Linked DNA regions of Homo sapiens: region 2 is linked to region 1. Evidence: read pairs that join two places in POLR2A ChIA-PET (ENCODE). Cell type or tissue: PC-3. All regions are shown on one strand. Links, peaks and the distances in the headings refer to the core of each region. The heading gives the core; the rest is flanking DNA.

What was found. ChIA-PET counts read pairs that join two places held together with the same protein. Peaks named below come from ENCODE experiments on the same cell type or tissue, not always from the same donor. Only the 100,000 strongest peaks of a DNase experiment are listed, where the experiment ranks them.
Region 2: POLR2A ChIA-PET joins it to region 1 with 7 read pairs; 2 of 35 experiments call an interaction of 5 or more read pairs at or near these places.

What each region holds. Positions count from the first base shown.
Region 1 is chr18:6,606,669-6,612,045 of GRCh38, reverse strand. The region is part of intron 2 of LOC107985176 (a long non-coding RNA gene); the gene reads left to right. Among named protein-coding and RNA genes, the nearest start is that of LINC01387, 98 kb to the right of the region's middle. In PC-3, for the core only: no CTCF peak of the experiment used is centred there; no DNase peak of the experiment used is centred there.
Region 2 is chr18:6,779,651-6,785,027 of GRCh38, reverse strand. All of the region lies in intron 1 of ARHGAP28 (Rho GTPase activating protein 28), which reads right to left. Among named protein-coding and RNA genes, the nearest start is that of ARHGAP28-AS1, 52 kb to the right of the region's middle. RefSeq lists an enhancer at 1,615-2,197. In PC-3, for the core only: no CTCF peak of the experiment used is centred there; DNase peaks (open chromatin) are centred at 1,987 and 3,037; H3K4me3 peaks cover 670 bases; H3K27ac peaks cover 1,271 bases.

The DNA.
Region 1 (5,377 bases), core at 148-5,147:
ATGGACTGTTGAGCTCTACCACCAGGGGAGGGAGAAGGGAAAGATGTGCCCCAAGGGTGCAGTCTTTGAAGGATCACAGGAGATGGTGGGAGGAAGCGAGGAGAGGGAGCCTCTGGATATCAAACTTGGTCCCCATGTTTTCTGGGCATCATTTTTTCACACAAGTGATAATCCAGTAATAACATGTGCATGACAGACCTGGAGAAAGTGTTGAGACTTGTGAATACATCCACCAGCTCTTCTTCTACTGCTGCTCTTTCTCCCGCCACCCAGAGCACACTTTCCACACCTCCCACACCCTTTGCCTGGCTGGCTCCTCCTCCATGACCTAGCTTGGACTTCTCCTTCTGGAAGCCTGGGCTCTGGCCTCCCATATCTTCACATGTCAGCCTTGATTCCATTATGCATGAGATGGGCATTCTGAATTTCAATGTCTGTCACCTTTTATAAACCTTGAGTCCCTTTAGACCAAGGCAGTGTCGTCAATGTTTGTTTCCCAGCTTTATTGCATAGCAAGTGCTCAACAAATGTTTCCTTTGAACTGCATCGAACTACACGACCTCTTCCTTCATGTACTTTTCATTTCTTCTTTGCTCAATGGAAGAAATAACTCTTCAAAATGATGCTTGTGGCTAGGCGTGGTGGCTCGTGCCTGTAATCCCAGCACTTTGGGAGGCCAAGGCGGGCAAATCACCTGAGGTCAGGAGTTTGAGACTAGCCTGACCAATATGGTGAAATCCTGTCTCTACTAAAAATACAAAATTAGCTGGGCATGGTGGCACATGCCTGTAATCCCAGCTACTCAGGAGGCTGAGGCAGGAGAATAGCTTGAATCTAGGAGGCGGAGGTTTCAGTGAGCCTAGATCGTGCCATTGCACTCCAGCCTGGATGACAGAGCAAGACTCTGTCTCAAAAAAAAAAATGCTGCTTGTGTCCATCATTTTTTAAAGACATTAACCATGATTGTGATCTCAATGTGCATTGACAGAAGGGGTCCAGGCAGATCACTTCACCCAGACACCAATACTTTCATTTGTGTCTCAGACTGGTGAATTTCCACAAAGCTCTTCCCTGAAAAATTTGACAGTGACTTCCCCAGTGCTCAATTACACATGGAGCTTCTGAGTGCAACTTCACAGTCACACCTGACAGATAACTGAGGACCTAGGGGTGAAACTCAGGCATTGGTAGTTTTTAAAGCTTCTCAAGTTATTCTGAGGTGCAGCCAAGGTTAAGAAGTTCTACTTAGACTTAGTCCCTTTGGCTTGCCAAAGATTGTTTCCAGATGGTGCAGTAAGATTGTTTTTCTTTCCTGAAGGATTGAGACCATTTCAGAAGAGAAGCACAATGATCTTGGTGTTCCACATGTCCTGATGGTGGATGCCTTCTCTCAATTCCCACCAGATACAACATCTGCTTTTTTCTCCTGCGGCTATGTGGTGACAAGCCTCATTAATGTTGGAAGACAGCCTGGACCCAGGACTTCCTTATTGGGAAGGATGTGCCAGGACCTGTCTCTGCGATTTACGATGCAAAGGATGTCAGTGTCACCAAGCTTTGTGCTGAAACTTCATGCTATGTTTGGACTCTGACAAAATGAAACACCAATATTTTCCTCCAAGAATTTGTTCTGTACTTTTTGGTGAGCATTAATGAACACTGTGCTGCTAAAATAGCTGAATTTAGTTTGCTGTCTCTGATAAAAATTCTTAAGCTGGTGTAAGATTTGAGTCTCCTTCAGGCTCACTGTCAGCTCATAGGACTGTATTGCTCTCCTAAGTAGTCACGATTGCAAGTCTTATTGTACACACATAGCAAAATAACTCCATGATCATCCACATGACTTTTAAAATGAATACAGTCTACAGAAATAGAAGAGCTTGCTGAATATTTGAAAATAAATGCCATAAGCTTCCAAGTTCCTTGTGGTATGCTCTAACATGGCTGCATCAAAATTGTCAAATCGGCGAAAACTGACAAATCTCTGCTGCCCTTGTGCTTGAAAGAGAATGTGGGTTTTGGAATCACACAGACTCAGGCATCAGGCTTGATTTTGTCACTTATCACTGGGAAAGGGAAAGCTTCTTAAGCGCTTTTTAAAAGTCAGTAGAAAATGGGGTCGTCTTAGCTCTGCTGAGCCTGCCCTTTCTGGAATGCTCTCTTTACAATGCGGGGGCCTCATTTCCCTGCTGCAGCCCAGATGGATTCCCCTCCTCTAGTCACTCCAACATTTGAGACAGCCGGGTGCAGGTTGCTATCCCATTCCTGAAACTAATGTCCCATAGCCACCAAGTTGGCACTTTCAAATTGAGATCTGAAGCCATATTTCAGTTCTAGGCCTGCTCCACCAGTTCTCTCTCCTGGTATTTCTACTTCATGCACTCCAACACTCTTTTTATCTCTGATTCCATATTTTCTTTAGGTTTTATTCCAGCTCCTATAAAATATTTCCAGGCAACCCTATCAGCTAATAGTCTTCCTACTTTCTCCTTATGGGTGTTTTAGAGTGAAGCTTCCTATTGGGCCACATCTTTGCAGGGGACTAACAGTGCCCATCCATGGTTAGTTACGGTGAACCTGGGGAAGCCATATAAAGTAATGGTCAATAACAGGCCTCAGGGCCGACGGGCTCTGTTCTCAGCTCTGCTCCTCCGTGGCTGTGTGACCTTGGGCAAGTGAGCTGACCTTTTCAGGTCTCCTGTCTTCATTTGAAAATAGAAGATTATAGTAACAGTGCCTTTCCTGTAGGATCCTTCGAGAATTAAAGGTGTTTCATGTAAGCAAAGTGTTCAGTGCAGTTCCTATCTTACAGCAAGACCTGTGACCCTTTCAGAGCAGAGGCACCCACTACAGCCGCACAATTGTCCACATTATTTGTACATATCAGACAAATACAAATGTTTGATGAAAGCATAACATTTTTAGCTAGGAGGGATCAGAGGATTACTGTGTCCAGTGCTTCCATTATGGAAGAGAGCAGAGGCGAGACGTTGAATGTAATGCAAGGTCACTGTTAAAAGATAAAGTGAGTCACAATAAAATTTTTAAGAGTTTATTTGAGCAAACATTGATTCACGAATCAGGCAGCACCAAACATAAAGTAGTTAGGGCCCCACTGAAGGAATAGGGAGAAGGTTTTTATAGGGTGAACACAGAAGTAAGCCAAAGAAAGTATTTGATTGATTACATATGTATAGTTGCCTTGTTTGGTCTATCTCATTGGGAAACCCCAAGTTAGATAATTATAGGTTAGTTGGTGGCTTCCAATTGGTTGAGCTTCAGTTTCACTTTTCTCTGAGATGGGCGTTATAAGAAATAGCCCATGTTAAGTTGTAATTGTGTTTGCAAATCAAGCAAGGTTAAGGTCACTTTCCAGGTCTAACTGGCTTCATGTGCGAGGGGATTTCTTCAAGCCTGTTCGCCACTGTATGTTATTTTAATATCACACAGTGGCAATGTTAAGGTAAAAACTTGAGCTTTCCTAGTAAGATGGCTAATTTTATGTGTCAAGTTGAGTGGATCATGAGATGGCCAGATATTTGGTTAAACATTATTTCTGGTTGTGTCTGTGGGGCTGTTTCCAGAAGAAATTAGCATCTGAATGGGTAGATCAAGGAAATGAATTGTCTTTGCCAGTGTGTGTGGGCATGATCTAATCCACTGAGGGCCAGAACAGAGCAAAAAGGTGGAGCAGGTGAGTTCATGCTGCCTGACTGCTCGAGCTGGGACACTGATCTCTTACCCTCGGTACTCCTGGTTCTCAGTCCTTTAGGCCAGACTAGAATCTACACCATTGGCTCTCTGGCTCTCAGGCCTTCAACCTCCTCAGGCCTACCCCACCAGCTTTTCTGGGTCTCCAGCTTGCCAATCGTGGGACTTCTCAGCCTCAATAATTGTGTGAGCAAATACCTTATAATAAATCTCTCAGTAGATACCTTATTGGTTCTGTTTCTCTGGAGAACTCTGACTGATCTATGATATACCTAGCATTCAAATTAAGGCATAGTTGGCCTGCCTGTTATCCCAGGAAAGTCATCGTTACACACCCAGTGGGACAGCAACCTCCCATCATTGCTCAAGCTTCCATGAAATTCAATGAACAATTATTCTCGTCCTCCTCCGTGATTCTAAGCACTTCATACTCACCCCAATTGCCATCATATTGTATTGTTTGCTGGCTTATAGCATCTGTTTCATCAACTGGAATATCTTCAGGACAAGGACTATTTCTCATTCCTCTGTCACTAGCCCAGTAGAGGGACTGGCATAAGGAAAAAAGTTAATAAGTAGTTGTTCAGCAAGGGGTACCATACCCACAAGCTGGGGTGGGATAAGACAAGAATTTATCAACTCAACAAATAATTCAAATAACAAAGCAGAATGGGCTCAGTGCCACTCAGGAGATGCCGACAGAGTTCAAGAGTTCCAGGGAGGCCTTCAGTTTCTGACAAATTGGCAGTTCTCTTTCTGTGTTGTTTCTGTGTTGGCACTGAGCCCTTGGGCATTGCTATCCTTGTTACCTCGGGATGTAGTGGAAACAAATGGTCGCTGGTTAAGCCCTCAGCTGTCAGGTGGCCGAGCAGCTGCTCAGGAGGACTGCCAGGTAGCGTCTGTGCCAGGTGGGGTCCTGGGAAGGAGAGGACATGGCTCCCACAGAAAGGCTGGATATTTAAGGAGCCTGTTCCTCCCCGGCATTTCTCATTGTCTACAGGAAAGTTGGTTGCTGACACTCTTGGTGACCATTTATTGGGTGGATTAATGACATCTCAGTTAACCAAGCAGGCTAGGAGGTGGAGGTCTTATGATAAGGACCTTCTTCAGCTAATAGAAGGAATATTCACTGGTGTTGAGGCCCTGTCTGGCAAAGCTCTCCTTCTCACAGGCACAAGTGTTTCTGTTAATGTTTCAATCTTATATTTACTTCACTTTCTCAACCTCATCTCTTCAGTCTTTTGAAACATCATCAAAATATTTTTAAAGGCTTCGTAAAAGTACAACTTTGGCTTGCCTTTGATGACTTTGTGGTAACAGAATCTTCTTGAGAGAAACCAATATCATTTCTCAGTAGATAGGAAGAGAAAACAGTCCTAGAGGAAAAACATTGATTAGAAAGTAAGCAGTTGCAGTAGCTCCAGAACACAATGGGGGGACTGTTAACACAATGAGCAGTTAGAATGTAAATATCAAGTTGCCTCCTAATCCCTTTGCCTAGCCTGGTTGAATAAACACAATTGAAAAGGTGAAATTATTTTTCCCCTTGAAATCAGAGTTTGAAGGGTAGCCAGCAGAAAACTCCAGAAATCATTGATAATTGTGCTCAGTATATCTGTTATCAACCTAATCTGCTATCCAAAACAGAGATTGGGCCATATCCATG
Region 2 (5,377 bases), core at 94-5,093, 170 kb before region 1:
CCTTTTGGAAAAAAAAAATCAGCTCCTCAATTTCCTCAGACCCTGGTTGTCCACAGGCATTTGCTGCTCAGGAGCTGCCTCAGTACAAACAGCTCTGACTCCATGGACTGCTAGCTGTTCTTGGGAGAGATACTGCTATTTGTCAAATGTAACATTCGAACAAAGCTTGAGGACAGGGGATTATAATCAGATATCTTTACTCAATATTTTCACGTGACTAAAATTAGAAAACACAACACATTTCAAAGGATTTTACAGAGGGACTTTAAGTTCATCAAGCAAAGTAACTTTGGATAACTTTGGCCTTTGTTTCCACATCATTTTGTTCCCATCTTTGTTATGTACCTCCTACTGCGCTGAAATTGACTATGATCATGTCTTCATCCCTTCACTAAATTGAATAGAGGGCAGTAACATGTTTCCTTATTCTTTGTATCCCTAACATCTGCCCCCTTGCCTGGAGTTTAGAATGGAATCAGTAACACTTTGTGGAATAAATAAGGAAAGAGGTAAGAGGAGTGTGAGCTTTGCTCTGTAGTGGAGGGTAGGAAGGTGGTTGGAGACAGGGCAGGAGAAGCAAGAAAAGTTGTGGGCTTTCCCCAGAAATGAAAGCGATTACATTCAGAACGCGTAAACCCAACCAGGCTCCTGGCTACTTGCTCCCTAAAGCAGTGCTTCTTAATCTCTAGGTGGATATAAATCACTTGGGAGTCTGGTTAAAATGCAGACTCTGATTCAAGAAGTCTGGGGCAGAATCTAACATTCTGCATTTCTAACAAAGCTCCCAGGGGTTACAAATACCGCTGGGCTACAGTTTAGACACACCTCCAGGAGCAAGCCAGCCCAGAGACCTATGCTGAAGGGATCTCCAACTGCATGGATTTGACTGGGCTCCCGGGATCTCCAACTGCATGGATTTCACTGGGCTCCCGGGAGAAAGTAGATAGTAAACTCAAAGAAGTAACTGAGGAGGTTTTAATAAGAGTCTGCCTGGCTATTTGCAAAATGTGAGCAGCATGAGGGGAAGAAAAAATTAAGGAACTTAACAGCAACCAGGAGGATGAGGCATCACCAGCCCTAGACGGGAAGCCCAAAGGGAGGGAGTGGTTACCAGAACCAGAGAACTTTAAAGCTGGAACAGGAGCAGTAGGCCAGGGTCATGAAAAGAGCTGTGGTCTTGGGTACAGAATAGAGGAACGCAGTTTTCCTAGGGATGGGAAAGGGGAATAAACATCCCAGTCTCACTTTCTTCCCAGTCCCTGATTGCCTCTTGTGCCTCCCATTGGCCAAACCCAACTGGGAACTAGAGGGCAAGGGGGGCTTGTGGATGAGCTCCCCGCAGAGCGTCTCAAAGTGTAGGAGAGTAAGAGTGAACTTCTGATTAATTCAGCAATGTGTTATGTCCTGTGGTTAAAAGTAAATACCCAGGCCGGTCATGGTGGCTCACGCCTGTAATCCCAGCACTTTGGGAGGCTGAGGCAGGCAGATCACCTGAGGTCAGGAGTTCAAGACCAGCCTGACCAACATGGAGAAACCCCGTCTCTACTAAAAATACAAAATTAGCCAGGCCTGGTGGCACATGCCTGTAATCCCAGCTACTTGGGAGGCTGAGGCAGGAAAATCGCTTGAACCTGGGAGGCAGAGGTTGCAGTGAGCTGAGATCGCGCCATTGCACTCCAGCCTTGGTAACAAGAGCGAAACTCCATCTCAAAAAAAAAAAAAAAGTAAATACCCTTAAAACACAAAGAGTCTGGACTTCTCGAGGGGGGCGACATGGAAAAAAAACTGCAGTGAGTCTGTTTATTTCTATAGGTAATCTTCAGGAAGAAAAGAACCCCAAGTGGGTAAGCAGGGGGAGCATTAAAGATAAAAGAAAAACAAGATGAATGCCTGAGGCAAAGTGCTGGGAAGCCATCAAAAGCCCAGCTCAGAAAGTGAAGAACACAGTGGCCTCAACAGGTTCTCTTGGAGAAACAGGACTAGCAGGTTGGAGCTGGCTGTGGCAGTTAAGGGAAGACCAGCTTTCACTTTGGTCTCAGGAGCACATGGCCCAAAACCCTCCTGCTCCTTTTTAGAATTCAGATACAATGTTACTGATGGATTTCCAAGATTTGGGAAAGAAAGTAGACCCAAAGAAAATAAGAAAGAGTAAGCACCAAGACCAAATAGCCAGCTCCTAAAAAGATCCAATCAGAAGTTTGTTAGAGAAATACATATGGGCACACATTATATACAATTATATAATTGTATATAAAATATGATATATAATTAATCTCTTGGCTGGGTGTGGTGGCTCACGCCTGTAATCCCAGCACTTTGGGAGGCCGAGGTGGGTGGATCACCTGAGGTCAGGAGTTTGAGACCAGCCTGGTCAACATGGTGAAACCCCGTCTCTACTAAAAAAAAAAAAAAAAAAAAAAAAAAAAAAAAAAAAATACAAAAATTAGCTGGGCGTGATGGCAGGTGCCTGTAATCCTAGCTACTCAGGAAGCTGACGCATGAGAATCACTTGAATGCAGGAGGCAGAGGTTGCAGTGAGCCGAGATCGTGCCACTGCACTCCAGCCTGGGTGACAGAGTGAGACTCTATCTCAAAATAATAATAATAATAATTAATGTCTTGACATTATATATAACAGATAGTGACATATATGTATATTTCAAGGGATTCCTCATTAATACTCTAATCGAGGCTGTTAGGAATAACATTAAAAGATGGAAAGAATAACCTCATATTTGGATTTTCAACGTGCTAAAAAACAGTGAACACTCTTCTACCCATTCACCCTAGAAAACAAGGTTATCTCACCCCCTCAACCCCCCACTCCCTAAACCAAGGACATGCTCTGCTCCTCATCAGTTGCAGTGGCTAAGCACAGCAGACCTTCCCAAGGCTGGGGAGGCAGCTAAAAAAAAAACCAGTTGGAATCTCCAGGAAGTGAGAAATTGGCTTGGGCCTTGACTGATGAATCAGATCTGGGTGCTCTCTGCCAGGATAATATGATAGCTTGTTGACTGATGTGCCCCTCTCTCCACTGCCCTGTCCCCATCCCTAAACCCATATTCCAAGAGATATGGGCTGGCCAGTTTACCACTTGCCCCAGGGAGAATTGTCAGGAAGAAAAATAAAAACAGCAAACAGATTCCAGAATCTTGGCTCTAGTTCAAAAGAGAGACAAAAATAGTTTTGAAAAGAGATATCAACTGGCAAAACAAGTTTTTTTTACCACCCCATCCAAACTAGGGAGAAGGAAAGAATTTGCAGAGGAAAAAATCATTATGAGCAATTAGAGGCCATGTGTTTGGTGTCCCACCCCCAGAACAATGCCACAGTGTGTCAGGTGGGAGCTGGGGCCCTCACAGGCTTCTCCACGAAGTTTGGGAGGATCTAGGAAGACACTTGCTTCCTGCTTCCCTTCTTTTGTGATTAAGGAAGCAGCCTCAGAGACACATCCCATGTCACCAGGGCAAGAAGAATGGGCAGAGACAGCAGCTCCCGCTCCCGCTGGGGAGTGATGGGGTCAGGAGTTCCCTGCACAGCCTGAGGGGTGCCCACTTTAGCTGAGAGAGAAAAGGAAGCAGACAGAGACTGATTGATTCTCAGAGCCTGACAGACGTGCCTGGCTGGAGATAAGGATCCCCGTGGCAGGGGCTGCAGAGTGAACAGTTCCTTCCAGAAACTGGAACAGGACGAAGGCTCAACTCATATCAGAGACCCAGGTGGGAGCCACCCCATAGATCCACTCTTGCATCCCAGCAGCACTGTGTCCAATCCCCTGGGGTCAAAGCTCAGACAGCAGAGGAAGGCTGAGTCACCAACACAGGTCCCCCTGACTGTCCCGACTGCCTCTCCAGATGCAATGGCTTCCAGCAGCAATAGAAGGAAAGGAGGGGAATCAAAGGGAAATATTCTGAATATTCCTGAATTTTAACCAGAAGCAACTTAGAAAGTGCTAAATTGGATCAAGTCGACTGGCTGTGGCTGTGACTAGATGGAGCTTTTCTGCTGTCCGTCAGAAGTGGGGGCTCAGAGTTAGAATATAAATTTTATTACCAGAAATAAAGAAAATTACATTCTGTGACTGTGAAATTCATGGGCATTACAAGACTGATTGAATTTTTTTTTTTTTTTTTGGAGACGGAGTTTTGCTCTTGTTGCCTAGGCTGGAGTGCAAATGGCGTGATCTCGGCTCACTGCAACCTCCACCTCCCGGGTTCAAGAGATTCTCCTGCCTCAGCCTCGTGAGTAGCTGGCATTACAGGCGCCTGCCACGACCATGCCTGGCTAATTTTTGTATTTTTAGTAGAGACGGGGTTTTGCTATCTTGGGCAGGCTGGTCTCGAACTCCTGACCTCAGGTGATCCACCCACCTTGGCCTACCAAAGTGCTGGGATTACAGGCATGAGCCACCGCACCTGGCCTAAGAGACTGATTTTTTTTCTCAGCCTCCATTGCTTAAATGTTATACAGGCATCCCTCAGCATCTGAGGGGGATTGGTTCCATACCCCTCCCCACAACTAATACCAAATTCCACCGATGCTCAAGTCCATTACATAAAATGGCGTAGTGTTTGCATATAACTTAAGCACATCCTCCCAACACTTTAAGTCATCTCTAGATCACGTATAATACCCAGCACAATGTAAACCCTATGTAAAGAGTTACACTGTATTGGTTTTTTAATTTGTATTTTTAATTGTCGTAGTTAGTTTTTATTGTTTTTTTTTCCCCAAATATTTTTGATTCAAGGTTGGTTCAATCTGCCCATGCAGAACCTGTAGATACCAAGGGCTGACTTTATGTGAATGCTTGGTTAAGATCCAATTCTATCCAGAAGCAGCAGCTCAGTGGTCTCGCTTCTGCATATGACCAGCTGATTCTGGGCAGCCATCTGGCCTTGTCACTGAGCTTCCCTGAACTCCAGTTGAAAGCTGGGGTGGGCTTGTAGGTCCAGCTCATGTCCAACAAGCAACAGCCCTGCCTGGAAGCACCTGGACCTCTTCTGCTCTCCTCTCCTTTCCAACGTCTTGCTGCAAGCCTCATATTTCCCATGAAGTTCCCTTAACTGTTCTAGTTCATAGGGATCATTCTTATGTAAGCTAGGGACTCTCAGGTTCAAAGTTAGTGACATTTCGAGTTATCTTTGATTTACTTTTGTAGCAGGATGGTTGAATTTCTTTCAGAAGCCTGTTAGAAAGATGCACGTAGGTCAGTGTAATTTTGAAGCAATAAAGAATTGGCAGAGGCCTGCATGAGTCTTGACAAATGGATTTGTACCATTACCTAACACAGCTTCTCTGATAATGAGGAAGATGTTTAAAATGCTATACAAAAATAGGCAGATGTTTCTGCTGTCCATAAGGCCAGGCAAGCACT